Linked DNA regions of Homo sapiens: all the other regions are linked to region 1. A link is a contact called in ENCODE Hi-C or POLR2A ChIA-PET data. All regions are on one chromosome and are shown on one strand. The core of a region is the stretch at or near the end of the contact, and the rest is flanking DNA. Distances in the headings are between cores, read along the strand shown. Region 1 holds the start of XPR1 (xenotropic and polytropic retrovirus receptor 1). Region 2 has its middle 32 kb from the start of ZNF648. Region 3 holds the start of GLUL (glutamate-ammonia ligase). Region 4 holds the start of RNASEL (ribonuclease L). Region 5 holds the start of AXDND1 (axonemal dynein light chain domain containing 1). Region 6 holds the start of SOAT1 (sterol O-acyltransferase 1). Region 7 holds the start of FAM20B (FAM20B glycosaminoglycan xylosylkinase).

Region 1 (3,714 bases), core at 1,057-3,556:
GTTTATCTAGGACAGGAGCCATATAGTAGGAACTCTCCGCAGAATCAAATTTCAATTATCCACAATAAACGAATTTTTCAAAACATAATTTATAACTGCCCTGAGAAAGATAATGCAGACACAACATAATCTCAGGAATTTTGCCCCTCTGTGACCAACCTACAGTAAACATTTAGGAACAGTATCCAAGTGGACTATGTGAATGAGGAGTCCCAGAATCAATGTGGTTCTCCAGCCACAAAACTGACATTACAAATTAAGAGGGTTGCATTTTCAAACTAAATCGTATGCTTCTCCTTCCAGCCCCAGATATTGCAAATTAATACAATTCCATGAAATAGTTAAGTGTCGAAATACCTAAAATGAATCATGGCATACATCCAGCCACTATTACTTCTGCCCAAAGCATTCCATGCTACATAACAAATATAAGATGTGCTTCAGCATGCTCCTATCCTGTGCCTCTGTGAAGAACTGGCAGTGGTGCTGAAAATTACTACTAGAAAGATGAAAGACCAATACCCTTCTTTCAATAAAAACCATCACTTGGATTCTAGCCAAGGTTTTAAAACTAAATGTTATTAGAAACAATAAATCAACTCTGCAGGCTGAAATGTTAGTCCCTTATTTCACTCATTCTTACAAAACATGGCCACAAAATACTGTAAGAAATTGAGTGACAATAAAGCATTAATAATTATAGGCCTTTCATTTCTAGCAATAATGAAATACTCTAGGTTGCAAGTGAATTTATTTCACAATATTCAAGATTCCGTTTAACCTACCTGCATCTCTTTCCCTGTCTTCTTCAATTATTACAATGGCTATATGAATAAATACACTCACTGCTATTGCCCAAACCTCCTATCACTAAACTTATATAAAAATTAAATGGAGAACTAAAATAGTTTAATTCATAAAATCTAGCTAAGTTATGTGTGTTCATATTGATTTTATATTCTTTGTTCCTGCACACAAAACAGATGTGAATTCCTGGAGGTTACAGATAAGTCTGTCTTTCTCTATCCAGGAGCTGAATTGCCAGCTACTGAGAATAACCTATTGCAATGCTTAAAGCCTCTTAGGTATCTTGTCTTCTGAACATATAAATGGGTTCATTATCTTTATTTTTCCCTTTATTAATGTAAGGTTCCTTATTATCTATTAAATACCTTCCAGCAGTGTTAGCACAGAAATTGGGAGGGAATGGGGAGCATGATTTCTGTAATACACAGGTAAGGTATATTGTTTACAATATACTAATTTTCTCCCCAGCTAGCAAAAACTTAGCAGAAAATAAAAAAATGTTAATAATTCTCTTCTCTCCTTTCTCTTCCCTCCATTCCAAAACAAGAGGCAAAAACAAAGATGTTATTACTCTGTAGACTTCATGCAATCAGTAAAAAGAGTCTTATTATCAAAGCAGAATAGTTGATTACAACGTGTTTACAAAAACTATAACCACTACATATGTGATACACACTTAAGTCAAGTTTCAACCCCGTTACAAAGCCTTTGTCAACAGTGGGCAAGTGGGAAAAAGCCGAAGGGCTCTTTGGAATGAAGGAAATCACTGGAGGGGCTTCTCTTGGAAGACAAGGATTCCTTGGTGAGAGGTGTAGAGAGAGAAACAAGACCTAACCTTGGCGAGGGGGCGCTCGCCCAGGGTGGGGACGAGAGGTCAGGGCGAGTGGGGAGAAGGGGATTAGCGCGGAACAGCCGCGACCCGGGGCTGCCCTCGCACCGTGACTCCCCCACCTGCAGCTCACCCTCCCACCGTTCCCCGGCCCCGGCCCCGGCCCGGGCAGCGCCTTTCCTCCCGGCCCTCCGCCTGCATATCCGTTACCCCGGCGGCAGCGGGGCTGCGGGGGAGGGGAAGGACAGCGGAGCCGGGAGGCGGCCGGCCGCGGCGGGGATGCCGCAGTGGCTCCCCGCGGCAGCGGGTCAAAGTCTGCCCGGGCACAGGGAGCCAGCTGAAGCGGAAGGCGGCGGTGGACGTCAGGACTGGCGAGATGGTGGCCCCTCCGAGTCCTCCCACACCCCAGCCGTGCCGGTACCTCATACTGGATGTATTGCTTCCTCCACTCGGGAGTGATGTGCGCGGAGAGGTGCTCGGCGAACTTCATCCTGCCGTTTCCCCCTCACTCCCACTCGGGTCCAGCAGCTACAGGCGGCGGCGGCAACAGCGACTCCGACTCCTCCCCACATGGGCCCCGGCGCGGCGCGGCGCTGCGCTTCTCTCCTCCTCCGCCGCCGCCGAGGTCTCTTCAGAGCAGCCCGCCCGCCATCTTCCTCCTCCTCTCCATAGCCCCGCCCCTCCCCGCCCTCTGGACGTCATCGCCATGGTAACCGCCTACACCGCCCTGACGAAGGGGGTGCTGTAAGGGGTGGGGCTTGGGTACGCTTCTTAAGACTCCGCCCCTTGTGGGCCGTACGTGCTGGAGGCACCTCCCTGGATCTCTTCAGTCTGGCTCCTGTTGGCCTACAGCTGCTTTCTACCGCCTGTCTGGGAAGCAGCAGTGTTGTTACTGCAGTTAATATTAATACTGTAGCAACAATAATCCACACAAGACGTTTATATTTACAAAGAACTGTGCAAATATTTTTCCATTTTGATATTTATGCTTCATAAAACCTTTAAGAAATGGATCAGCACTAATCCAAACTAAGAAGCTAAAACAGTTCAGGACTAAATGTATTTAAAGGAACAGTATTTTACACACTCTAGGTGCTCAATAAGTGCTTATTGAATTTAATTAAAGACATCAATGCCAAAAAGTGCATGCTGCTTCTGAATTTCAATGTAATTGTCTAGTCCAGGGGCTATCAGAAAAGCCAATAAAAACACCAAATGAGGGTACCGACCGCACTTGTAAACTGAGCTTCCTGGGGTTGGGGGTGAGGGTTGGGAGGGAAACCAACGTTGAGAGGAAAGAGAACCCCGTAGAAGTACAGCTCTAAGCCCACCCCAGTAAAACCGGAAACAGGCCCAGCACCCAGGCTGAAGTGTCCCTGGGGAACATGGGCAGAGATCACTCACAGAGCTCTGTACTACATTGAGTGTGGGAGTGATTGTCTTGGAAGTCCCAATTCAGGACAGAAACCCAGGTCCTACCCTGGGTGGAGGAGACCTAATAATAATTTATTGAGCACTCACTGTTCCTGTACCAAGTGCTATTCTAAACCTCTTACATGTACTTTGTCCCTTGATTCTAACATTTTTTTTTTTGGTCTCGCTTTGTTGCCCAGGCTGGAGTGCAGTCACACCATCATGGTTCACTGCAGCCTTACCTCACATAGGTTTGTGAGCCATCCTCCCACCTCAGCCCCCTGAGTAGCTGGGACTACAGGCACATGCCATTATGCCAAACTAATTTTTTTGTTTATTTTTGGGAGAGATGTGGGTCTTGCTATGTTGCCCAGGCTGGTCTTGAGCTCCTGAGCTAAAACAGTCCTCCCACCTAGGCCTCCTAAAGTGCTGGAATTACAGGCATGAGCCACCTTGCTCAGCCTAACCCTCACAATTTTGATGAGATTTCAAGATTTACTAGGGAACTGCTATGCCTGGAGCAGTGCTCTGAGATATCATTCTCTGCTGTTGTCTTTTTTTCTCCATGTACTTTTTTCCCCTTTCTCTTCCCCTTAATTCATGCCAATAGGGATTCTGCAATCATTTCCCCAGGAGAGGGATGACACAAGATGGAAAATAGGCAT
Region 2 (3,853 bases), core at 889-3,388, 1.4 Mb before region 1:
GATATTTACTATAACAAATAACTTTTAAATAATGCTTACACTAGAGATTAAGAAAGAAATGGAGACTAAATAGGAGAGGGAAATGTTAGTCCTTTACACTTTAAATACTAAGAATATCAAACTAATATCATCTTTTCCTCACAAAGTAGCATTTATTAACTTTAGTACATGTTTTCTCAATATTTTTCCAAAAGAAATAATGGTTTCAATGACCGATCCTCAACTATCCCCCACCCCTTTCCATCAACCTCCTTGAGTTCATCATATCAAGATCTTCTTGTTTCCCAACAAGTCTTCATCAAGATTTACTCTCCAAGCTTTAGTTCCATCCACTCACCTACCCAACCTTAAAACATCTATTTATACATTTGTCCGTCCCTTTTCTCCCACGTATATGTCCATCCTTGTAGCTATTCCCTCGCCCACCTGTCTGTCCATCATCAATCCGTCCATGCTACATTTACAGAATATTGAGATAAAGGCATTGCCCTAACAACTTGATACAGGAATAAGTAAAGAGAGAATTATATCACGGTATAAAAAATGCCACCAAGGAGAAGCATCCCAGAACTCGATGGTAGTACAGTGGAAAGACCTGTACTTGGAGGAAAGATAATGGAACTTTCTAGGAGAGTTGATACATTGGCTGAATTTCGAAGGTAAAATAAGCATTAGGAAGGTAAAGGAGTATTATGTACAAAGACAAAGAGATATATGAAAGCAATATGAGTCTGGAGAAACTGTAATTTGACCTGACTAGAAGGTAAGTTGAATAATGAGAGATGACTGAAGAAGCAGACAAAGTGGAGATGGCAGATAGCCTTTCCTTCAGTTATGGTTTCAAACCCTATGAAGAAAGCTGTTGAGTTTCTATCCACCTGCATATTTTTTATTATTATTTTAGTTAGGTGTGCTTTTTTCAAAGATAAACACTCTATTCCTTTTGCTTCTTCCAGTTTTCAACTGAAGATGTGGAGACCTCTCCTCACAGATGTGTTTTGAAAATTTAAAAGCATTTTAAACAGCAACCTAAGTAAATTAATTATTCAAGACAAGACACAGACCTCTTTAATTGCTTCAAAGAAAGTAAAATACCGGGTAACTTGTCAGGTATTTGTCCAAATCTTCTTTTCCCACAACTTCTGCTCCAAAGATTATGCATTTAGTAATAATACAAAAATCTATTAACAATATTTAGATTAATACTAAAATTTAGTAATAATTTAGAAATCTCTAGTTTGAACTATTCATGAGGAAATTACAAACTACTACACATCTCTAACTGGTAGCATTCACATGCCAGCTGTGGTCTATTATTTGGTGACATGCGGGGACTGCTTCTAAGTTGTTTGAGGGGCTTCTATTTTCTGAATATATCAAGGACAAGATGATGTGACCTGCAGCCCATTGGGGGTCAAGGGGAAAGGTGGTAGAGGTGAGGGATAAGAGAAGTAAAATGTAAGTGCAAAGGCTTTATTCTCTCTGCTTATGGATCTTTCCTCATATCCCCGAACGGAGTCCACCAATTCTGCTTCCCAGTAAACAGCCTATGGGGCACCTGCCTGTAAATACCTGGAGCATCATCAGGTTGGGGGGCGGGGAATTAACAAACACCCTAAAGCCTTTGAGGTAGAAGCAACGCAGGCCCTCTTATAATGTGGGCCAACCGCCCGGCCCCAGGCTCCGCGGATCCCGCCCGGAGTGGTCTCCTGGATCCTCTCTCCTCGGGCGGGCGTCCGGTTCCCGCGCGCTCCAAAGGGCTGCCCGCAGGCCGAGACCACAAGGGGGCGGCGCCTGACCCACTCAGCGGGCAGAAAGCGCTGCCTGCTCCGCTCTCCAGGCGCCGCCCCGGCTCCCGGATGTAGGGTGCTCTCCGCCCGCCCCGCCCCCCGGGGGGTGTGGTGCCCTCCGTCCGCCTCGCCCCCCTCACCCGCAGGCCACCCGGCTTCCCACCGGATGGCGGCGGCCGGGTCCTGGAGGCCCGCAAGGCGGGCGCCGCTCAGCGATCTTCGCTGATGGGCCGCGGCGGTAAAACCTGCCCCGCCCACTCGCGGTAAGCAAAGGTACGGCCCCCCAGGCCCCGCCCCCTGTCCTGACAGATAAGCCTCCTGGCCAACCAGGCTTCTCATCTTCCTCTTAAGTTTTGCTCCGTATCCCCGCCCCAGCTTTGAGCCCCACCCCCAGCGGACAAGCTCCGCCTCCAGCCCGCCTCAGAGGAAAGTGAGCTACAGGATAGGAAGCTGCGGGTCTGCGCAGCCTGAGTGCACAGAGTACCTGTAATGCCTGTGGTGCCGGCCGGGAGGGTTGGGCCCAGAAGAAGGCAGACTAGCCCCTGCCCTGCCCAACTTCAGTCCAGCCAAAGAGAAGTAAACGAGGGAGTGGGTGTTAGGTAAGGAAAGTACCCTGACCGGACGGGTTAGGTGAGAAGGTTTCTTGGAGGAACTGAGACCGGAAGATGGAAGGAATTCGCTAGGCCAGAGGCGGGAGGGTGCCCAGGGGAGGGGACAGAGTTCCAGTAAGAGAAAATAGCAGGCCTCGGTGAGAGGATCACCATAGGTTCCAGAAACTAAAACAATTTTTGACCAATATGGCTGGAGCATAGAGTAGTCCAGCAAGAAATAAAGCTGGACAGAGAATGGAAGTCAGATTCTAGAAGACTCTAGAGGTTCACACCTCTAGAGGCTTTTAAAGTGGGAACGTGGCATAATCAGATCTACATTTCATAAAGGTCACTCTGCAGAGTGCATTGGGAGAAGATCAGACTAGGGACAGGAAAATCAGAAGACTGGCATTGATGTGGACTAGGATGGGGGCAGTGAGGATGAAGAGAGAGGGGTGGATTTGAAAGATGTTTTGCACATAGAATTAACAAATTTTGGATGAGGTGGCAGGGTAGGTGAGAATTCAAGAGAATGAAGAGTAAAGATGATTTATTTCTGCATCAGCAAGGTCAATGGTGACCATACAAGTTATCGCTCGCTCCCCTCCATATTTTTAGCACTTTCAGAGCTGTTACCTTACTGCCTTGAGTGTTTCTCTTTTGCGTAGAGAATTTATTGCTGTTCCAGATTAGAGCTTCCTTGAAGAAATGGACATCTTCAGGTTTTCCTTTGCTTAGATTGTACCGCAAATTACCCATTTGATCATTTGCTGAATGATCCAATGAATCAATGGCCCCAAGGGTTTGATCCTCAAAACTAAAAAAAAAAGCTGTCAGAAAGGCCAGTCCTCAAGAGGTACATTTATAGTCATGTGCCCCATAATGACATTTTGATCATCGATGGACTACATATATGACATTAGTCCCATAAGATTATAATGGAGCTGAAAAATTCTTATCACCTAGCGACAAAGCCATTGTAACACTGTACCGCAATGTATTACTCACATGTTTGTTGTGATGCTGGTGTAAACAAACCTACCATGCTGCCAGTCATATAAAAAGGTAGCACACATGATTATGTGCAATACATAATACTTCAAAATGATAATAAACGACTGTTACTGGTTCATATATTTACTGTATTATACTTTTTATCATTATTTTAGAGTGCATTCCTTCTACTTATAAGAAAAGTTAACTGTCAGCCTCAGGCAGGCCTTTCAGGAGGTATTCCATAAGAGCATTGTCATCATAGGAGATGACAGCTCCGGGTGTGTTATTGCCCCTGAAGACCTTCCAATGGGACAAGATGTGGAGGTGGAAGACAGTGACACTGATGATCCTGACTCTCTGTAAGCCTAGGCTAATGTGTGTGTTTGTGTCTGTTTTTAACAAAAAAGTTTAAAAATTAAAAAGTTAAGATATAAAAAGCTTATAGAATAAGGATATAAAGAAAAAAAAGTTTTGTGT
Region 3 (3,368 bases), core at 869-3,368, 1.8 Mb before region 1:
TCCGTTCTCTGTTATGTTTGTCATCCCCACCTCAGGGGCTGGTGGTGTGTGCAGCAGAGGCTCTGGCTTATGGTTCGGTAGTTTGGTATCTGGAAATGATTAATAACATCTTTTAAAATAAAAATATCACTTTTCTCCTCCTTTGCTCCCCTTCCTCGACCATTTAAACTCAAACCTTTACAGAAAGAGATGAAGACAGCTCACTGTGTTACCAAGGTTAAGTCCAGTTTGATATAATGAATGGTAAAGCATTACACTGAGTCAGAAAAGTTGTATTCAAAAGTCGCTATGGGGAAAGAAAGAATCCAATCACCTCAGATTATAGAACTTGGCCTATGATAATTATAATTGCTGTTTTCTAAACATTTACGATGCACCAAGGACTACTCAATCTCTTCTGCATGTGCTATCACAATTAATCCTTTTATGAGGTAAAAATGATTATCCCTCTTTTATTATAGACAAAGAAACAGGCTTCATGTGGCTAAGTGATTTGGCCAACACAAAGCTGGTATGAAGGGAAAGCCCAGATTTGAACCTAGGTTTACCTGACTTGCAGCCGTGCCTTTAGCCACCACAATGTAATGCTTCAAGGGGCAGCACTGAAATTTAACAAGGAATTTGTAAGGCACCTTACCCAATCCAAAATGTCACCAGTCTGAAACATCCCAAAAAACCCTGTTTGAGATGAATGCTGCATCTGTCATGTAAAAGCACTACAGTGTTATACACTCTTAAAGGAAAGGGATGTTGACCAAAGAAGCCAAGTTATGTGTGTGTGGTTGCAGGCAACATTTCTTTTCCACATTTGCGGTACAAAACATAACCAGAACAAACTTCTTCCCTTCCTCTTCCAAAGGCACTGGAAGCATAAATTCTTGCTCTTTAAACTGAAAGAAGCAATAAAATCTGGACACCATCAGGTAGATTTCAGGCACTAAAAATAGAATGATCGAGTAATAGTACGGATAGCAGTATCTACCTACCTACCTACCTACCTACCTATGTTGTGTCTCTAGGTACATTTCAATATTGTGTTCACATACACATTTTCCCAACCATCACGGCAAGCTGAGAGGAGAGGTATGTATTCCCATTTTCCAGATTAACAAGAAGCCGCACTTGATAAAGCAAAATCAGGGAGAATTCGTTAAAGGAATTTCTTGACAATCCCTGGACTTCAAAGGGGGCAAGTGAACACCTCGATTTCCTTTCAGCTGCTCCGGGGGCAGTTTGCACACAGAATTTCAAATCTAGTGGGCGGCTCCACAGGTCATTTTCGATGACCACTTTATTTTGCAGATGAGGAAACTTGGGCCCTGAAAGACCTGCCTAGGGTCTGGCCAGCAGTATGAGACAGGTCTCCAGACTTAGTTTCTACCGCCCTCCAGAATCCTCTCTGTAAAATTAGAGAAACAGCACGTTGATTTCAAATGTGAAATGGCAGAGTTCTGTTTATTTCCCCAGACCCAAGAGAGCCGGAGCGGGCGGCTCTTCCAGGCCTTGGGAACCCCGGCCTGTCCCCAGGCCCGCGCGGCACCCGCCCTAGCCCAGGCCCGCCCAAAGTTCCCTCGGGTCCCGCGCCCCGCGCTCCCTCTCAAGCTAACCCCTGCCCGCAGGAAGCGGGGCTCGGAGGCTCCCTCGCAACAAAAGGCTAAATTCGGTTTCCCTGGTTCCGCATTTCCCCAGGGAGCTCTCCTCGTAAAACTATTCCCCGTGAAGGCGGCAGGGCAGAGGTCCAGGGCGGGCTTTGCTGGGAGCCTCGGGACCCCGGGTTGGGGGCCGTGGGGCGGCACCTGGCGAGCTGGCGGGTGGGCGGCGAGCCGAGGCTTCCCGGCCTGGCGGCAACTCGCCCCTCTGCCCTCAGCCCTCCCGGCTCCGCTCCCTTCCCCCACGCCGCCCTGCCCCTCCCCCACGCCCCTTTCTCTTTCTTTCTTTCTTTCCCAGTTCGCTTGCCCCCACCCCAGCGGCGCCCGCCGGGCTCCTCGCCCAATGGCCGCGGGGCCCGGGACCGCATCAGCTGATCGGCCCGGGCTCCTGGCCGCTGGGAGCCAATCAGGGCACCGGGGGCGGCCCCGGGCCGCGGATAAAGGGTGCGGGGCTGCTGGCGGCTCTGCAGAGTCGAGAGTGGGAGAAGAGCGGAGCGTGTGAGCAGTACTGCGGCCTCCTCTCCTCTCCTAACCTCGCTCTCGCGGCCTAGCTTTACCCGCCCGCCTGCTCGGCGACCAGGTAAGCCCCCGGACGGCCCGGTGTCACGCAAGCGAGGCGCGCCGCCCCTGCTACCCCGCGAGGCGCGCCGCCCAGCCTCTTTTTTCGGCTGCCTGCCCCTCCAGTCCCAGCCCTACGCTGCGGCCTCTCCGGCCCATGCCTGAGATCCGGCATGAGTGCTCCTCCCGCGTGCTTCCGCCGCTGGTGGCTTGGACCCGTCGGGGCTGGCGCTGGTGGGGCGCGCCCTTGGCCAGGCTCTGGGAAGGGCGGGGTGAGTTGTTTTGATCTTCTTTTCACTACTTGCGGCCGAAGCGCCGCCCCTGGAGGCCGTTGGGCCGGCCTGCGCCCTGGGGCTCGCAGTGGTTTGTTTGCGCTGTGGATGGAGTGGCGGTGCGGTCCCCTGTGGAGCGCAAACAAGGCGCTTGGTTGGCGCGGGCGCCTGGCTGCCTTCCTCGTGGTGGGGCCTTCGGAGCAATCGTCCTGGTTCTGGCGATGGTTGAGACGCCTCGATTGCGGCGTGTAACGGTGAGCGTTGTTTGGGCGGCCGGCTCCCGCCTCGGGGTCCCGGGGGCCTTCCAATGTGACCGAACAATGGAGAGCCCGGGCCTCGGCGCAGTCAGTGGAGAAGCCGGTCCGGGCGGAGGCAGCAGCAGCGCGCAGTCCCTACGGCCTGCGCCCCCACCCTCCCCCGGACCCCCCAACCCCTCGGCGGCAGGGTATGGCCACCTCCGTGAGGCCCTGAGATTCGGACGGGGGCCCGAGGGGCAGGGCGCCCACTTTAGGGACATTTCAGTGGGAAGGGGCTGCTCTCAAAGTGGATAATTATAACTCCCTCGGGGGCGGGAAGCGGGGATCCTCCCCCAGCCGCAAGTCCACGAAGAAAGCAACGAATGAAAATTATGAAGACAACGAGAAGTCAGACTCCTCCGGGTCGCGCTCCAGCTGCTTCGGCTTCGTCGCCTACTCTGTGAACTCCGGGGAGAGATCTCGAGTCAAGATTAAGACCTTAACCCACCAACCTGCCTGTTCGGACACCCCCCGGGCCGGCCGCTGTCTGTCCCCTTCTCCATCGCCCTCTCCCAGAAAGCTCCGGTGCTTGGACCAGCTAGAGTCTGAGAAAGAGGAGAGGCGCGAACGCCACTCCAAAAAGAGAAGGGTTA
Region 4 (3,511 bases), core at 252-2,751, 2.0 Mb before region 1:
ATAAGTTTTTTTTTTTTTTTTGAGACGGAGTCTTGCTCTGTCATCCAGGCTGGAGTGTAGTGGTACTATGTTGGCTCACTTCAACCTCCACCTCCCGGGTTCGAGCAATTCTCCTGCCTCAGCCTCCCGAGTAGCTGGGATTACAGGTGCACAACACCACACCTGGCTACTTTTTGTATTTTTAGTAGAGACGCGGTTTCACCATGTTGGCCAGGCTGGTCTTGAACTCCTGAACTCAGGTGATCTGCCTGCCTTGGCCTCCCAAAGTGCTGGGATTACAGGTGTGAGCCACCACGCCTGTCCAACAAGTATTAATTAAATGAATAATGGGTTAAGGATTTTTGAACTTTGTCCTGAAAATGATGGTGGGTCAATGATGCAGGGTGGAACAATGGATGAAGGGCTAGGAAGCAAGTCATCAATTTCTTGCTATAAATGATGACAAGGACTCGAATGGTCATCCCTTTGTAGATGAAAGCAAGAGACTTGGTGTTGGGATGAGGATGAGGGGTGGCCTCCGGGTGATGGTGCCATCTGTGGAGATGGAATAAGTGGGAGGAGGGGCAGATTTAGGAAAAGATGAGTATTTCCATTTGACACATATTCAAGATTTGTAGGTCTAAAGCTCAGCAGAGAGGCTGGGGTTAGAGAGCGAGGCCTGGGAATCCCTGGTGTATAAGGGGTGGTAGAGGCCCCGGGTCTGGATGGTGTGACACAGGTGGTCGTCAAGTGACCATGCACTACTTGTTGTTCACAAGTCCCAGGGCTTTGTCTCCCCAGCAAGACTGGGTATTCTTTGGGGATGGAAATACTTTCCACTACAGCACTAAGTACACAGTACACAGCTCATTGCTAGGAAGATAGTCAAGAACAGAACTTGTAGAGCAGAAAGGAACCTTCAAAACCAAGTTATAGGAGAGAACTGAGGCCCTACATGGTTAAATCACATGCCTGAGGTCACTCAGCTAAGCAGCCACAGAGCTGGCTGTAGGATCAGGTCTCCAGACTGCCAGTCCGGTACCCTTCTGAGAAGGCCGCACTGCCTCAGAGCTGTGAGTTGAGTGAGCTGAGAAAGGTGACAGGGCTTGGGCTTTGGGCTTACTTAGCTTCTATGAGCCTGCGTTTCATAATCAACAAGATTGTCAGGGGTTAACTGGGACCATGCTGCATGTAAAGCATTGTGTCTGGAACACAATAGGTGCTCAATATGTGTTTACTTTCCATTCCTTTCTTCCAAGAAGACCAGAATTTGCAATGACAAAGAAAGGATGCAAGAGTGATGGATGCAGTTGGCTGCTGCCACCTGAAAGGCTGCAAGACTGAGAGGTGAGTGACATGACCCCGGGCATCACATTCCTCATCAGCAGACAGAAAGTGGCTATTGCTTTCCTCCAGAAGGTGTGCAAGTAGAAGCTTTGCTCCTGGTGCCAGAGTGAGCCTGTGGCTGCTTTCCCTCCCACACTCCTCACTCCTTTCTTGGCTCCGCCCTGCTGACTCAGTGACGCAGCAGGAGGAAACTGCTCGGGCTGCAAGCAGTCTTCCAGGCTTTGCGGCTGCCAAAGGAATAATTGAGACGTCTGAGTTGAGCAGGTAAGGCAGGCAGAAGGAGGAAAGCTAGAAAACCTCGATAAGTCGATCCTGAAGAATTCTTGGGCTTTGGAGACTGGAGAGGCCAGGGGCTGGAGGACTTGGGAAGTGGGAGGGGAGCTCCCAGCCCTTGGCTGCCCGGAAGGATCTTCCTCCAGTGCCCTTCCAGAGTTCTGTCAGAGTCCACACGTCATTTATCCATGTCCTCAGTTTCTCAGGCATCTCTTTGCGACTTACTCAGGTCGCACAGAGAAAGTGAAATTGAAAGCAGGATTGTCTGTTGGAGTACTTCCGCAGGCTCGTCTCTTCTCTACTCTGATGCGTCACTCAGGGCTTCCTTGATATTTCCTCTCCTTCCCGGCTCCTTTGTTTATACCAGCCCACCTCACATCTGATTGTAATGGGGACGGTCTACACAAACACTTTGGTTCAAAGATTTCATTGCCTGGTGATCGTGTATGTGTTGCACAATTAATTAAACTTCTAAGAGGCTAATCAATTAACCTCTGAGGCTTTGAAACTGTCAGAGTGGTGAGATTGCTGAAAAAGGGTTGCTTCGTGAATTCTATAGCAGATGCAGTTATTTAAATATTCAGGTAACAGTTTCGGGCTGTCTGATGATTGAACTGGATCTGTAATTCTCAGATCTGATTGACAGTTGGACGAAATTGATAGCTGCCAGTTGCCTATTCGTGTAGTAGCTATATGCACATGTGTAGGGAGAATAGAATTCACTAAGCAATTTATTTTTTCATAACGGGATATAATTAGCTCTAACATTCATTGAGTGGCTAATATTTGCAACACTCCATACTTTAATGTACTTTACACACATGACTGTATTTATTTTTGTCTCCATTTCAGGAAATAGAAAATTGAGATTCAACAATCCAAGGTTACAGGAAGTAATAGTAAAAAATTACACAGCCACAAGCTCAAACTTAGATCTCCCTAAGGTCAGAGTACAAGCTCTTTTCACTACTGCAGATACTCCTTGACTTATGATGGGGTTACATACAGATAAACCCATCCTAAATTGAAAATATTGTAGGTCAAAAGCACATTTAATACACCTAATCTACTGAACGTCATAGCTTATCCTAGCTTACCTTAAATGTGCTCAGAACACTTACATTAGGCTACAGTTGGGCAAAATCATCTAGCTCAAAGCTTATTTTATAATAAAGTGTTAAATGTCTCATGTATTTATCGAATGCTATGCTGAAATAAAAAACAGAATGGTTGTATGTGTACTTGAAGTGTGGTTTCTACTGAATGTTTATTGCTTTTCCACCACTGCAAAGTCAAAAAATCATAAATCAAAGTCAAAAAACATAAGTCAGATATTGTCTGTACTTTAAATAGGGGCACAGGGTTGTACAAAGAGGACATGCACAGAGTCAGCAAACACAGTGATCAACCTTCCTGGTGACATAAGAAATGCAAAGGGAAAAAAAGCCAAGAAATATATTTTTCTTATTGAATGAGGGTTCTTCTTTTTTTATTGATAAATAATTGATGTGCATATTTTCATGGTCTTTTTTTTTTTTTTTTGGAAGCCACCTATCTCTGGTAAGAATATATTTATATGACATTGAAAGCAATTTGTTAATATAGGTTAAGAATCCTAAATACAATCATATCTTTTGAATAGTCATTAAATTCTTTGAAGTCTATCATATGAAATCTATCATAAGATCTATCGAAAGAAAATAAACTAAAATAAGCTGAATTTGCTGCAACATCATTTAGATTTTTTAAATTTTTAATTTTAAAAAACCCTTTAAAACTTATTTTTGAAAACCACTCAGTAATAGAGAAATGAAACAACTGTATGATTTCATATTACATAGTCATGAAAAATGTTTTACAAGACTTTGCAATAACACAGGAAATGACTTATAGTATGGTATTAAATGAAAGG
Region 5 (3,521 bases), core at 322-2,821, 1.3 Mb after region 1:
TGGTCTCAAACTCCTGACCTCGTGATTTGAGACGGAGTCTCGTTCTGTCGCCAGGCTGGAGTGCAGTGGCGCAATCTCGGCTCACTGCAACCTCCACCTCCCGGGTTCAAGCGATTCTCCTGCCTCAGCCTCCTGAGTAGCTGGGACTACAGGCACGAGCCACCACGCCCCCCCTAATTTTTGTATTTTTAGTAGACAGAGTTTCTCCATGTTGGCCAGAATGGTCTCAATCTCTTGACCTCGTGATCCGCCAGCCTCAGCCTCCCAAATGGGATTACAGGTGTGAGCCACTGTGCCCGGCCTATTTATTTATTTATTTTGAGATGGGGTCTTGCTCTTGTCTCCCAGACTGGAATGCAATGGCTCGATCCTGGCTCACTGCAACCTCACCTCCTGGGTTCAAGCGATTCTCTTGCCTCAGCCTCCAGAGTAAGCTGGGACTACAGGCGCGAGCCACCATGCCCGGCTAATTTTTGTATTTCTAGTAGAGACGGGATTTCATCATATTTGGCCAGGCTGGTCTCGAACTCCTGACCTCAAGTGATCCGCCCACCTCGGCCTCCCAAAGTGCTGGGATTACAGGCGTGAGCCACCGCGCCCTGCCTCACTATTACTTTTTCCAAAGTTCCTTAAAGCCAAAGACCAGGAACCAAAAAATACGTAACTATTGATATTTAAAATAGGTTGAATTTAAAATCATATATAAATCAACATTTGAAAAAAAGTATAAACTGTATTTAGATGGAGTAGTGAAACAGTACTCTGACTCAAAATACTGTAAAAGGAATGACTTCTTGCTTTATTTAAGCAAGTGTGTTAGAAAAATGTAGCCAATCAAGGTATTCTGAATATCAGATTTAAAAAACCGGTGAATGGAAGGTGATTTCTGTCTTACGGCCATGACTGTTTATGACTTCAGAATCAACGAAGTTTACCTCTTGTCCCTTCCTTGGCTACAGACACTTTTAACTTTTTGCTCTCAGATGTTGATGTAGAGTTTAGCGGGGTGGAGGGCGTTTTCGGGAGAGACATAATAAACAATGCCTCCTATCTCTTTAGTAATTTGAAATAGTCCTCCGGAAAGCTAATTTAGACACAAATCAGCGCCGCACTGGGACTTGCAGGCTGCCACATAGTCCTGCAGGCAGAGGAAAAAAGATTTAAAAAAAAAAAAAAAGATGACAACTATTGAGTACTTAGGTTCAGATCGCAGTTTAGAATTCATCTAGCATGGTTCTCCTTCTTCGGGGCGACCTCTATGTTCTGGGGTTATGTGTAGCGACTAAGAAGCCTTAGTGGACCGTCAGGTCGGGGTCAAGGAGCAGGGCAGGAAGGACCCGCTCGGCGGACCCCGCAGACCGCCGGCACCCCTGGTGGGGGACACTCGCTGCAGGCGGCTCGGCTGGGGACCATACCTTCCCCACAGGCAGCGCTCTCGCGCGCCAGTTCCACAAACTCGCGAGTTGGGCAGGCCTCGCACTGCTTCTTGGTTTAAAATGACGGGAAAGGGACACCCGCGATCCTACCCACACATTGCGTACCCGCCCAGCATCCGCTCACTTCCTCCTTTGCTGGAACGCCTGTTTGTCGTCATAGAAACCCAGGGCCCCGAGGTTTAGCGCCCTCCATAGGGGCTGCCTTCAGCGGTGCCGGCGGAGGAGGGAGACAGCTAAGACAATCCCTACACCCTCTTGGAGTTTCTTATGTTCTAAGTCACAGCATAGGTTCAGTAGCAAAGGAGAAGAAAAACGTTTAATCCCGCCGTTGTCACGGAATCCGAAAGTGTCTCACGCCGGGGCTTCCTGCCGCGGGCCAGGCCAGTGCGCAGGCGCCGGTGGGGGTTAGCTCGAGGGGCCGACCCCTGTAGCCCGTGACGCACGCGGGTTAAGCAAGGGTCTTCTGAGTTGTTTCCATCTTTCTAGCTCTCTTTTTTGTTGCTTTGCATATTTTTCTTTCTCTTTCTTCCTCTTTTTCTTTCTTTCTCTTTTTTTCCCCTGAGACGGAATTTCCCTCTTGTCGCCCAGGCTGGAGTTTAATGGTGCGATCTCGGCTCACTGCAACCTCCACCTCCTGGGTTCAAGCAATTCTCCTGCCTCAGCCTCCCAAGCAGCTGGGACTACAGGCAGACGCCACCATGCCCGGCTAATTTTGTAGTTTGTTTTTTGTTTTGTTTTGTTTGAGACGGAGTCTCGTTCTGTCGCGCTGGCTGGAGTGCAATGGTGCGATCTCAGCTCACTGCCACCTCCGCCTCCCAGGTTCAAGCGATTCTCCTGCCTCAGCCTCCCGAGGGACTACAGGCGGGGGCCACCATGCCCGGCTAATTTTTGTATTTTTAGTAGAGACGGGGTTTCACCATATTGGCCAGGCTGGTCTCAAACTCCTGACCGCGCCCGCCTCGGCCTTCCAAAGTGCTGGGATCATAGGCGTGAGCCACTGCGCCCGGACGCTTTGCATATTTTTCTAAAAGCCAGACTCAGGGGGATGTTGGGTAATAAGAAACGCTGGGTCCCTTATTGGGTAAGCCGTCCAGTGCTTTACATTTCGGTCACGTCTTCCTTGGACCCTTAAATGCCTCCCCCCAGAGCACAAGGAAGGCCTCCTGGGCCCAGATTTTTCACCCCCTTGGGGCAGGGAAGGAGGATTGAGCTTAGGTGGAACCAGCTCAGGTATAATTGTCGGGGCTTCTGGCGTGAAAATCTGCCCTCAGGAAAGAATACCATCAGCGGCCGGTGGCTCACGCCTGTAATCCCAGCACTTTCTTAGGCCGAGGCGGGTGGATCACGAGGTCAGGAGTTCGAGACCAGCCTGACCAACATGGTGAAACCCCGTCTCTACTAAAAACACAAAAATTAGCCAAGAGAGGTGGCGCGCGCCTGTAATCCCAGCTACTCAGGAGGTTGAAGCAGGAGATTCGCTTGAACCGGGGAGGAAAGGGTTGCGGTGAGCCGAGATGGCGCCACCGCACTCCAGCCTGGGCAACAGAACGAGACTCCGTCTCAAAAAAAAAAAGAGTATCATCAGAGCCTTCGCACTGAACTGAGGCTCGGTTCGGTGAGGGATCATTTCTTTTCTTTTCTTTTTTGAGACGGAGTTTCACTCTTGTTGCCCAGGCTGGAGTGCAATGGCTCGATCTCGGCTCACCGCAACCTCCGCCTCCCAGGTTCAAGCGATTCTCCTGCCTCAGCCTCCCTAGTAGCTGGGATTACAGGCATGCGCCACCACGCCCAGCTAAATTTGTGTTTTTAGTAGAGACGGGGTTTCTCCATGTTGGTCAGGCTGGTCTCGAACTCCCGACCTCAGGTGATCCACCCGCCGCGGCCTCCCAAAGTGCCGGGATTACAGGCATGAGCCGGATCGTTTCATATTAAGGCAGAGATTTAGTGCCAAATAATGAATCGCTGGGAGAAGCCCAGCGTCTAGTTGCTTCCAGACAGGGAGGAAACTTTATCTTATTCAATCACCATATTCCTTAGCACCAAGTAGAGTGCCTGGACAAACATGAAAATCAGTTGGACAGTTCT
Region 6 (3,629 bases), core at 649-3,148, 1.3 Mb after region 1:
ATTAACAATATACTGTATTAAAATTCACTTGAACATGGTATCTCTCGAAATGTCTTATTGTACTCTGTTTCGCACCTCAGGTAGCTGAAACTACAGAAAGCAGTTAAGTGGGGATCACTGTATTTCTCATTCAAAAGTTCCTTCCTCTGTCCACCAACTTATTCATTCTTTCTCTGGGCCAAGTGCTGGACCAGACCCTGAAAATTACAACAGGCTAAACCAGCCTTCATGAAATGCACTAGCAGAGGAAACAAAGCAACTAATTCATTACAATTAATGATCAACTTCTGCTAAGGAGAATAAAGAGTTCATGGAGGGCTTAATGGGGATGGGGTGATTTCCAGAGGAAGTGATATGTGGGCTGATATCTGAGGCAGGTATAAGAGTTGGAGGGAGGGAGAGAATACAGCATTAGAGGTGGAGGAAACTCCTAAAAGCCAAGAGAGGAAAGAAAATGAAGCTTTCCAGTAACAAAAATAAAGCCAGTGTGGCATGAACCTGGAAAGCCAGAAGGAAAGTGGGCCAAATGAACCAGAGATAGAGTGTGCTCACTCAGTAGGTCTTTATCCTAAAAGACTGCGAAACCTCAGATGCATTCTAAGCATGTGATTCACTAAAACACGTGCATTTCTAAACGATAATTCAGTGCCACAGAGCTCCTTCCAAAACCCATTCTCACACCCAGACAACGCACAGACTTCCTTAACAAGTCATTCACTGACACCGCCCAACTTTTAAAAAGAAAAAAAAAAAGCTTCAAATTGAATTCTACTTCAAGGAAGAGGAAATCAAGCAGGCTGAAAAAAAGAAAAAAGTGGTTTAAACAGGTGGCAGCCACTTAAATATTAAAAAGTGACCAACAGGCCAGGCGCGGTGGCTCACGCCTGTAATCCCAGCACTTTGGGAGGCCGAAGCGGGCGGATCACTTGAGGTCAGGAGTTTGAGACCAACCTGGTCCAACATGGTGAAACCCCGTCTCTACTAAAACTACAAAAATTACCTGGGCGTGGTGGCGCACGCCTGTAATCCCAGCTACTCAGGAGGCTGAGGCACAAGAATCGCTTGAACCCGGGAGGCAGAGGTTGCAGTGAGCCGAGATTGCGCCACTGCACTCCAGCCTTGCGACACAGCGAGACTCCGTCTCAAACAAACAAAAGTGACCAACGAACTTAACCTAAATATATATACGGAGAATAAAGTTTATATAGTTGTTTCTCACTTAGAAATAACCTTTCAATATACATATTATTTAAATTACATGACCATTAACACTTAGGGAAAACAGAAACTTACCTACATCCTAATATTTTACAATAAAACATGAGCTTGATTAAAGGTTCTGGTGCCCCTACAGATTTTCATGTCTTGCTAATACCATCCTTCCCTTCACACATTTTCTCTAAATCATTAAAAAGCTGACTTCCTGAGTGCATTTTTGGTTTCGCTTTTTAAAGAATAAAACGTCTTCTAATTCCTAACTTTCTTTACTACTGACTTGAGAGATGCCACGAGATTTGCGGAACACCAAACCAGCGTGCAGGGTTTAAAAGGCTGCCCGTGACCCGGGCGCCTGACGGTAACTTTCCCGCCCTCCCCTCCCCAACTCCCCTGCAGTCGCCGAGCCTCGCCTTCTCCGCAGCACAGCCCAGGACAAGGCCGGGCCGGAGCTGCTGCCGCCACCGCTTCTCCCTTCCCCGCGGGCTGAGGCCGGTGGACCCAAGCGGGAAGCGAGGAGAGGCGCGGGAGCACCACCGTTACCTGAGGCCCGCGCCCGGCAGCGGGCACTTCGGCCAAGAGGGCAGAGCCGGGAAGCGGTCACAGAGCAGCCAGCAGGAAGGTCGACTCCGGGAAGCTCTCCTGGCGCCCAGGGCCCGCAACGTCGCCTGCTAAGCTAAAGCGCCGGACAGCCCGGCCCCTACGCCCCCTGCCTCCGAGCACCGCTGCGTCACGCGCAGGGCCACCTCCGGCTGAGCATCCTATTGGTGGTCCCCAGGTTGCCAGGCTCCGCCCACCTCCCCGCCCCTTCCCGGGCGCGCGGGTCCCCGGCGCCAGTGCTCGCAGGCTGGCCCTGGCAACCTGCCAAGGAAGCTTCTCACCCGGACATCATGATACCGGCGACAACATCTTGCTTGACACTTCCACCCCAGCAGTAGAATGTGCAGCCAAAACGGGACTGCGACAACTCCCTGCAAGCCCGAAACGGCACCCTGCGTGGTAGCATGGAGCTGCAGGGGCGTTTGGCTCCTAGGCCGACTGGAAGAAGCCGCTTCTGGAGCTGTGGATCATTGCAGTTTGAACTGACCATCCAGGAACAACGTAGAACTAGCCAGAAGCAAGAATCGCTGGCTTATCTGCACACCAAGATTCGTGCCTTTATCAGGAGATTCCTTACCGTTTGAAAACCAGCGTCCTTCAGCAACATTCAAACTAGATAAGGGGAAAAAACCTGCACCAAATAATAAAACACACCAAATAATGGAACAACTAAGTAATATTTAAGGGCCCTTGAGGCCAGGTGCGGTGGCTCACGCCTGTAATCCCAACACTTTGGGAGACCGAGGTGGCTGGGTCACCTGAGGTTAGGATCGAGACCAGCCTGACCAACATGGTGAAACCCCGTCTCTACTAAATACAAAAAATTAGCCGGGCTTGGTGGCGCGCGCCTGTAATCCCAGCTATTCGGGAGGCTGAGGCAGGAGGATTGCTTGAACCCGGAAGCCAGAGGTTGCAGTGAGCCTAGATTGTGCCATTGCACTCCAGCCTGGGCAATAAGAGCTAAACTCCTTCTCAAAAAAAGTTTTAAAAATAAAATAAACAAAGGGCCCTCGTGACTTCATAATCAAAAGAAGAATGATGCAGAGAGATTTGGGACAGAGATTAAATACAACAGTTAATCGCTTGGAATTTGTGAAGGCAGAGGTGTACGTAAATTTAGGGTAAAGGTAGGTGAAAAGGCAATGATGAGAGGAGCAGAGACTGAAGAGTCGCACTCACAGCCTGCAAACTAATACCAGCTAGCCTGGCCTGACTAATCGCTTCTTCCCCACTCCTCCCCAGGACAAAAATCCCTGAACAAACAGATGAGGTTTAGCAGAACTGACTACTCTCTGGGTCCTTTAAACAAAGTGGATTTGTACACGTTCCCTTGGCCACCCAGCAGGCTGCACTGTTCACTCAAAGCAGAAATGGCCCTCAGCATCCAGTCGAGTTTAGTACTGGCTGTCATTGGCAGATCTGCTCCGTTTGGCCTCTTCTACAACTGTGATTGCCACGTGTGCTGACTAGTTGGTGACAGGGTCTGGTAGACCCCCAGCTGCTTCCCCTCCCCACTCCCACTAGTTATAGAGCAGTAGGAACATAGGCACTCATTTCTATTGGGTCTCTGTTGGCTACCTTCTATATACACCAAGATGACTGGCCTTTTCACTGTTTGATTCATTCATTCAAAAAATATTGATAGTATTCTTGGTGCTAGAAATACAGTGGTGAATAAACAGAAGAAGCCCCTGCACTTAGAGGCTTATGTTCTGCAGGACTAGGTATGAAAGGAAACAAACAGGTGGCTCAAGCCTATAATCCCAGCACTTTGGGAGGCTGAGGCAGGAGGATCACTTTGAGGCCAGGAGTCC
Region 7 (3,749 bases), core at 505-3,004, 1.6 Mb after region 1:
GTGAGGCTGAGAGTCTGAATTATACTTGTGTGTGCCTTTGTATTCTCCTTTGATAAGTAATTTCAAATGGGAAAGGGACTCCTGCTGACTGATTCCATTGTACGGTTCGAGAGGCCAAAGTCCAACATCTTTGCAAACTTTAGAAAAGTTATTAATAGAATACATTGATTTTAAATCTCCCTGAGATTGGCTATGAGTCTGGGCAAATAATTTAGCATCTTTACCATTTGTACCTCAGTTTCTCAGACAGTCGTGATAACGAATCATATTTGAGGAAGTGCTCTAAGCTTAGCTCAAAGATCCTGCATAAACTCAAGGAATGTTTGTAATACATAAGAACACTGAGATCTCTAACCAGATTTTTAGAAATCAACGCCAGTGAAATTTTTGCAAGAATTTACAACGCAAAAAACATAGGCGTGGCTAATAAATGGCAATAGTAATTTGTACCAGATTATAGATTTATAAAGTCCTACAGTTTAAAGGCTAAAGGCTAAAAAAAACCCCACATTCCTACTTCCCTTCCAAGTGAGAAATCAAACCTCCAGAGGGAAGCTGGCTGGGTGGGGAAGATGCTGATATCTGGCACTAGACCCAAGTCGCAATAGCAAGCAACTCTCATTTTCCCAAATTAGAAACTCCTTATCCATCCCAATGATGGTATGGTCTTTAAAAGGACTAATAATTCCATTAAGACTAACCAAGCCCTGTTACCCCTACTTTCCCTCCAATCCATCCTTCTACCCCTTCTCTTCTTATCCGGAGACTGGCAGGTTAACAGAAGTCAGATTAGAATGAATCTCTTATCAGAACCCACAATCAAGGACGCAGCTCGACAACTATTCACATTCATCATTAAGGGAAACGTATCGGTCCGCTCTTAATCGCGGGGCCGTCACACCCGGAAATGAAATCTCAAGCGCAGCCCACTGAGGGCTAACACAGCATTCGTTAAGTTGTGCCCTTCTGCGAGCGCCCGGCGCAGGACCCCAGGAGACCGCGGGCCCCGGGCACGGTTGCCCCGCCTTCCGCCTCCGGCCTGCAGGTCACTCGCGCTTCCCGGCCACGAGGCGGGCCCAGCAAAGACCCCGCGAGGGCGCGCTCCCTGGGCTGCCTCAACGGGCGCTCCGGGGAACACAAGAGAGGCACCGGGGCCAATCGCCTCTGGGGACCGCGCAAGGGGACGAGAGACGGTCACTAGAAGGACCTCTGGCAGCCTGAGGCGGCCCCAGGTGGGCCCGCGCCTCAGGTGGGCCAGGGACGTGGCGGCCGAGGCCGCGTCCCTTCAGCCGCGACCGCACACAGGGACACGCGGCCCGAGCGGGTCTCCCAGGAAGCCTCGGGCCCTCGCCCGGGACCCGCCCGCAGCCACTCGGGGACGGCTCAGGGCACCCGGTGCCCGGCCCCTCAGGGAGGCGCCCCGCCCCCAGGCGGCCCCAGCCCGGCGCGCGCTACGTACCGTGCCCCGCCCGCGTGCCGGTCCGCATTTTCCCGCCCGCCGCGCCGGGGGCGGGGGTCGCGCGCCCTCCCCCGCCCCCGCGCCACTCACCTGTCGGGCCCTAGGCTCGCTCCATGGCCGCCCGCGCGGTGCGGTGCGGCGCGGCCCCGGCCGCCCCCGCCGCCTCCGGGGAGGGGCAGCCCCACGCCGCGCTCACCGCCCCCAGCCGCCGCCGCCGCCACAGCGGCTCCGGCCCACCCCCGGCCCGGCCATTCCCAGGCCACCTCTCGCCGCGCAGAGCGGCAGTCCCACACCCACCCCCCCGCCTCCGAGGCCCCCGGCTGTTGGTACCGTCCTAGCGTAGCGCCTGCCCGACGGCCAATCCCAGCGCTCGCTCGGCGCGGCCCCGCCCCCGCCCAGTAGGCGGCCCCTACCGGACCCGCTCCGGACTGCCCCCCTTAACCTCTTCCATACCGGGCCCGTCCGCTTAACTCCCTCGGCGCCGGCGCCGGTCTCCTGCCGGCCGCGCCGCCCTGCCCGCTTACATAAACTGGCCTCTCACTTCTCACTTCCTTCGCTCTTTTTTCTTTTTCTGTATTTGTCCTCCATCCCCCACCCCGTCTTCTCTTTTTCTTTCCTGCTTTTCTTAGGTAGGTAGGCAGCCAAGCAGCAGGACTGGAGAGTTGCGGTCCCCTAGGTCGAGTTCTGTTTGTGAGAAGCATTTTCCCTCCTCCTGTTGCCTTTTTAATTTGCCTTGACTTCTGCTCGGAACTTCTGCCTATCTAAATGTATCCCCCGCTTCTTTTGCCCAGAAAAAGGCTAGCCTTTCCACACTGAGTGCAAATGGCTCTTCATTCGGACCAGAGCGGAGCGTCCTGCTACATACTTTCAGGAGCATCTCACAAAATTATGATTCATTTACTGTAATATTAGTTGTTTTACATCTGTTTTTTGCTAAGGACCGTAAGCCCCATGAGGGCAGGTCAGTCGCTCCTGGGTCGCCAATGCCCGACCGTAGTGCACCCAGTGGGCGCGGATAAATCGTGTGAATGAAAGATTCTGCCTTCCCTTTGTTTGCTTTCAGCTGACTTATACAGAGCCGCCACTGTGTCCATCCATTTATTCACCATATACTAAAGCGCAAACTTAGTGTGCCTGACCCTGAAATATAATGCAGGTTACTCCATGGAATAAGATGCGTGATGGGGAAAGACTGAGCTGACACTTTTTCTTCAGGCCACATAGTTCATTTAATCAGTAAGGCGTACTGAACAGAATTCTTTCTTACTGGCTGTATGATACTGGATGTGCCAGTTAACTTTGCTGAGCATCAGTTTCCTTAACTGGAAAATGGGAGTTAATAACTTCACAGGGTTGTTGTAAGGATTAAGTTAGGAAATGTATGGGGAAAGTACTCTAAGATTATTGTGTATGATTAGGTGTTATTCGTCTGTATATTTGCTGAGCATTTACTATCAGGAGATCCTAGAGAAATAATTGGGCTTGACACTTGCTCCGGACAATGTAGTTAGGGAGGCAGCATTAATCACTGCAGGAGACGTACAGTCAAATGCAGAAGGCATTGTATTAGCTTTTTGCTGCGTGTAGTTGAAAAGGTTTGGAGGTTTGGAGGTCGTTTTCTGGCCGGAGAATACATAATTCTTGGGAAAATGAGCTGGAAGATAATGAGAATCTACCTTATTTCTCTGCACAGGAAGATCAGTCTGCCTGCAGTTAGCTAATCTCCCTGAACCTTGCTCACTACATCAGGAGACCATAAAGCAAAAGGGTAAATCAACAGTTCCTTTAAGACACTTTATCCAAAAGGATTCTCCTTTCTTGCCTGTAACTCTGACAAGGACAGTGAGGGTGAACGCTCCAACTGTCACTGTTCAGGAAAAGGCCAGCTTATCCTGCAGCCTCAGCTTCCTGGGCGGATGATCCCTTCTGTCTTTAAGGATTTTCAGGTGAGGGCAGGGGGCAGTCATTGCCTCTCCAAGCAACCCACTTCAGTGCTTAATTTCGCATCCATCTATCCATCCCACATACTGCAGGACAGACACACTTCCTCCTTTTCTGTCCTCAGAGAAGGAGAGCTATGGGTTCAGGGCCTCTCTGTGAAAGGCTTTCAGACGACAAAATTGTTCTGCCCCCCAGTTTTCCCTTCTCCATGTTGCATTACCCAGGCCCTTGTTGAGTGTATGCATAGCACCAGCACCGTGCCTGACACTCCATGATGTCAGTTTCTGCCCCCTCCGCCTGTACGGGATTATTTTCCAACCAATCAACAGTCAATATATTCTAAGTATTG

What was found. A loop is a pair of places that touch in the nucleus more often than their neighbours do. ChIA-PET counts read pairs that join two places held with the same protein, here RNA polymerase II (POLR2A). Pooled maps may share reads with other maps.
Region 2: a loop to region 1 is called in a map of B cell, with 24 times the contacts of the local background. The contact joins the enhancer-like site here to the promoter of XPR1 in region 1. A Hi-C loop is called at or near these places in 6 of 168 maps with a recorded cell type or tissue (B cell, CD4-positive, alpha-beta T cell, CD4-positive, alpha-beta memory T cell and 2 more), 2 of 37 single-sample maps with no recorded cell type and 16 of 50 pooled maps.
Region 3: a map of B cell shows a loop between it and region 1 (19-fold over the local background). The contact joins the promoter of GLUL here to the promoter of XPR1 in region 1. A Hi-C loop is called at or near these places in 2 of 168 maps with a recorded cell type or tissue (B cell and naive thymus-derived CD4-positive, alpha-beta T cell) and 10 of 50 pooled maps. POLR2A ChIA-PET finds 5 or more read pairs at or near these places in 1 of 52 experiments (A673).
Region 4: a loop to region 1 is called in a map of CD8-positive, alpha-beta T cell, with 20 times the contacts of the local background. The contact joins the promoter of RNASEL here to the promoter of XPR1 in region 1. A Hi-C loop is called at or near these places in 2 of 168 maps with a recorded cell type or tissue (CD4-positive, alpha-beta T cell and CD8-positive, alpha-beta T cell) and 5 of 50 pooled maps.
Region 5: a map of CD8-positive, alpha-beta T cell shows a loop between it and region 1 (7-fold over the local background). The contact joins the promoter of AXDND1 here to the promoter of XPR1 in region 1. A Hi-C loop is called at or near these places in 2 of 168 maps with a recorded cell type or tissue (CD8-positive, alpha-beta T cell and naive thymus-derived CD4-positive, alpha-beta T cell) and 8 of 50 pooled maps.
Region 6: a map of CD8-positive, alpha-beta T cell shows a loop between it and region 1 (18-fold over the local background). The contact joins the promoter of SOAT1 here to the promoter of XPR1 in region 1. A Hi-C loop is called at or near these places in 4 of 168 maps with a recorded cell type or tissue (B cell, CD8-positive, alpha-beta T cell and naive thymus-derived CD4-positive, alpha-beta T cell) and 8 of 50 pooled maps.
Region 7: a map of CD4-positive, alpha-beta T cell shows a loop between it and region 1 (16-fold over the local background). The contact joins the promoter of FAM20B here to the promoter of XPR1 in region 1. A Hi-C loop is called at or near these places in 3 of 168 maps with a recorded cell type or tissue (CD4-positive, alpha-beta T cell, CD8-positive, alpha-beta T cell and naive thymus-derived CD4-positive, alpha-beta T cell), 1 of 37 single-sample maps with no recorded cell type and 10 of 50 pooled maps. POLR2A ChIA-PET finds 5 or more read pairs at or near these places in 1 of 52 experiments (OCI-LY7).

Annotation. Positions count from the first base shown.
Region 1 is chr1:180,630,614-180,634,327 of GRCh38, reverse strand. It overlaps XPR1 (xenotropic and polytropic retrovirus receptor 1), which reads right to left and starts at 2,306. Exons shown (of 15, transcript NM_004736.4): 1 at 2,058-2,306. The coding sequence starts at 2,126. RefSeq lists enhancers at 1,441-1,941, 1,942-2,442 and a silencer at 1,567-1,946.
Region 2 is chr1:182,028,021-182,031,873 of GRCh38, reverse strand. No RefSeq gene overlaps it. Among named protein-coding and RNA genes, the nearest start is that of ZNF648, 32 kb to the left of the region's middle. RefSeq lists a silencer at 1,757-2,146. Within about 2 kb of position 2,138, at least 30 of the 41 ENCODE cell types and tissues checked have a DNase peak (open chromatin) inside an H3K27ac peak, as active enhancers do; they include B cell and CD8-positive, alpha-beta T cell, where a contact is called at or near this core.
Region 3 is chr1:182,390,540-182,393,907 of GRCh38, reverse strand. It overlaps GLUL (glutamate-ammonia ligase), which reads left to right and starts at 2,118. Exons shown (of 7, transcript NM_001033044.4): 1 at 2,118-2,229. RefSeq lists a silencer at 1,703-2,382.
Region 4 is chr1:182,587,246-182,590,756 of GRCh38, reverse strand. RNASEL (ribonuclease L) reads left to right here and starts at 1,501. Exons shown (of 7, transcript NM_021133.4): 1 at 1,501-1,590. RefSeq lists an enhancer at 1,626-1,785.
Region 5 is chr1:179,364,021-179,367,541 of GRCh38, reverse strand. AXDND1 (axonemal dynein light chain domain containing 1) reads right to left here and starts at 1,571. Exons shown (of 26, transcript NM_144696.6): 1 at 1,542-1,571; 2 at 936-1,138. The coding sequence starts at 1,032. RefSeq lists enhancers at 1,171-1,240, 1,621-2,020.
Region 6 is chr1:179,292,066-179,295,694 of GRCh38, reverse strand. SOAT1 (sterol O-acyltransferase 1) reads right to left here and starts at 1,898. Exons shown (of 16, transcript NM_003101.6): 1 at 1,759-1,898. RefSeq lists an enhancer at 1,194-1,701 and a silencer at 1,914-2,103.
Region 7 is chr1:179,023,899-179,027,647 of GRCh38, reverse strand. It overlaps FAM20B (FAM20B glycosaminoglycan xylosylkinase), which reads right to left and starts at 1,754. Exons shown (of 8, transcript NM_014864.4): 1 at 1,550-1,754. RefSeq lists silencers at 968-1,707, 1,748-1,937.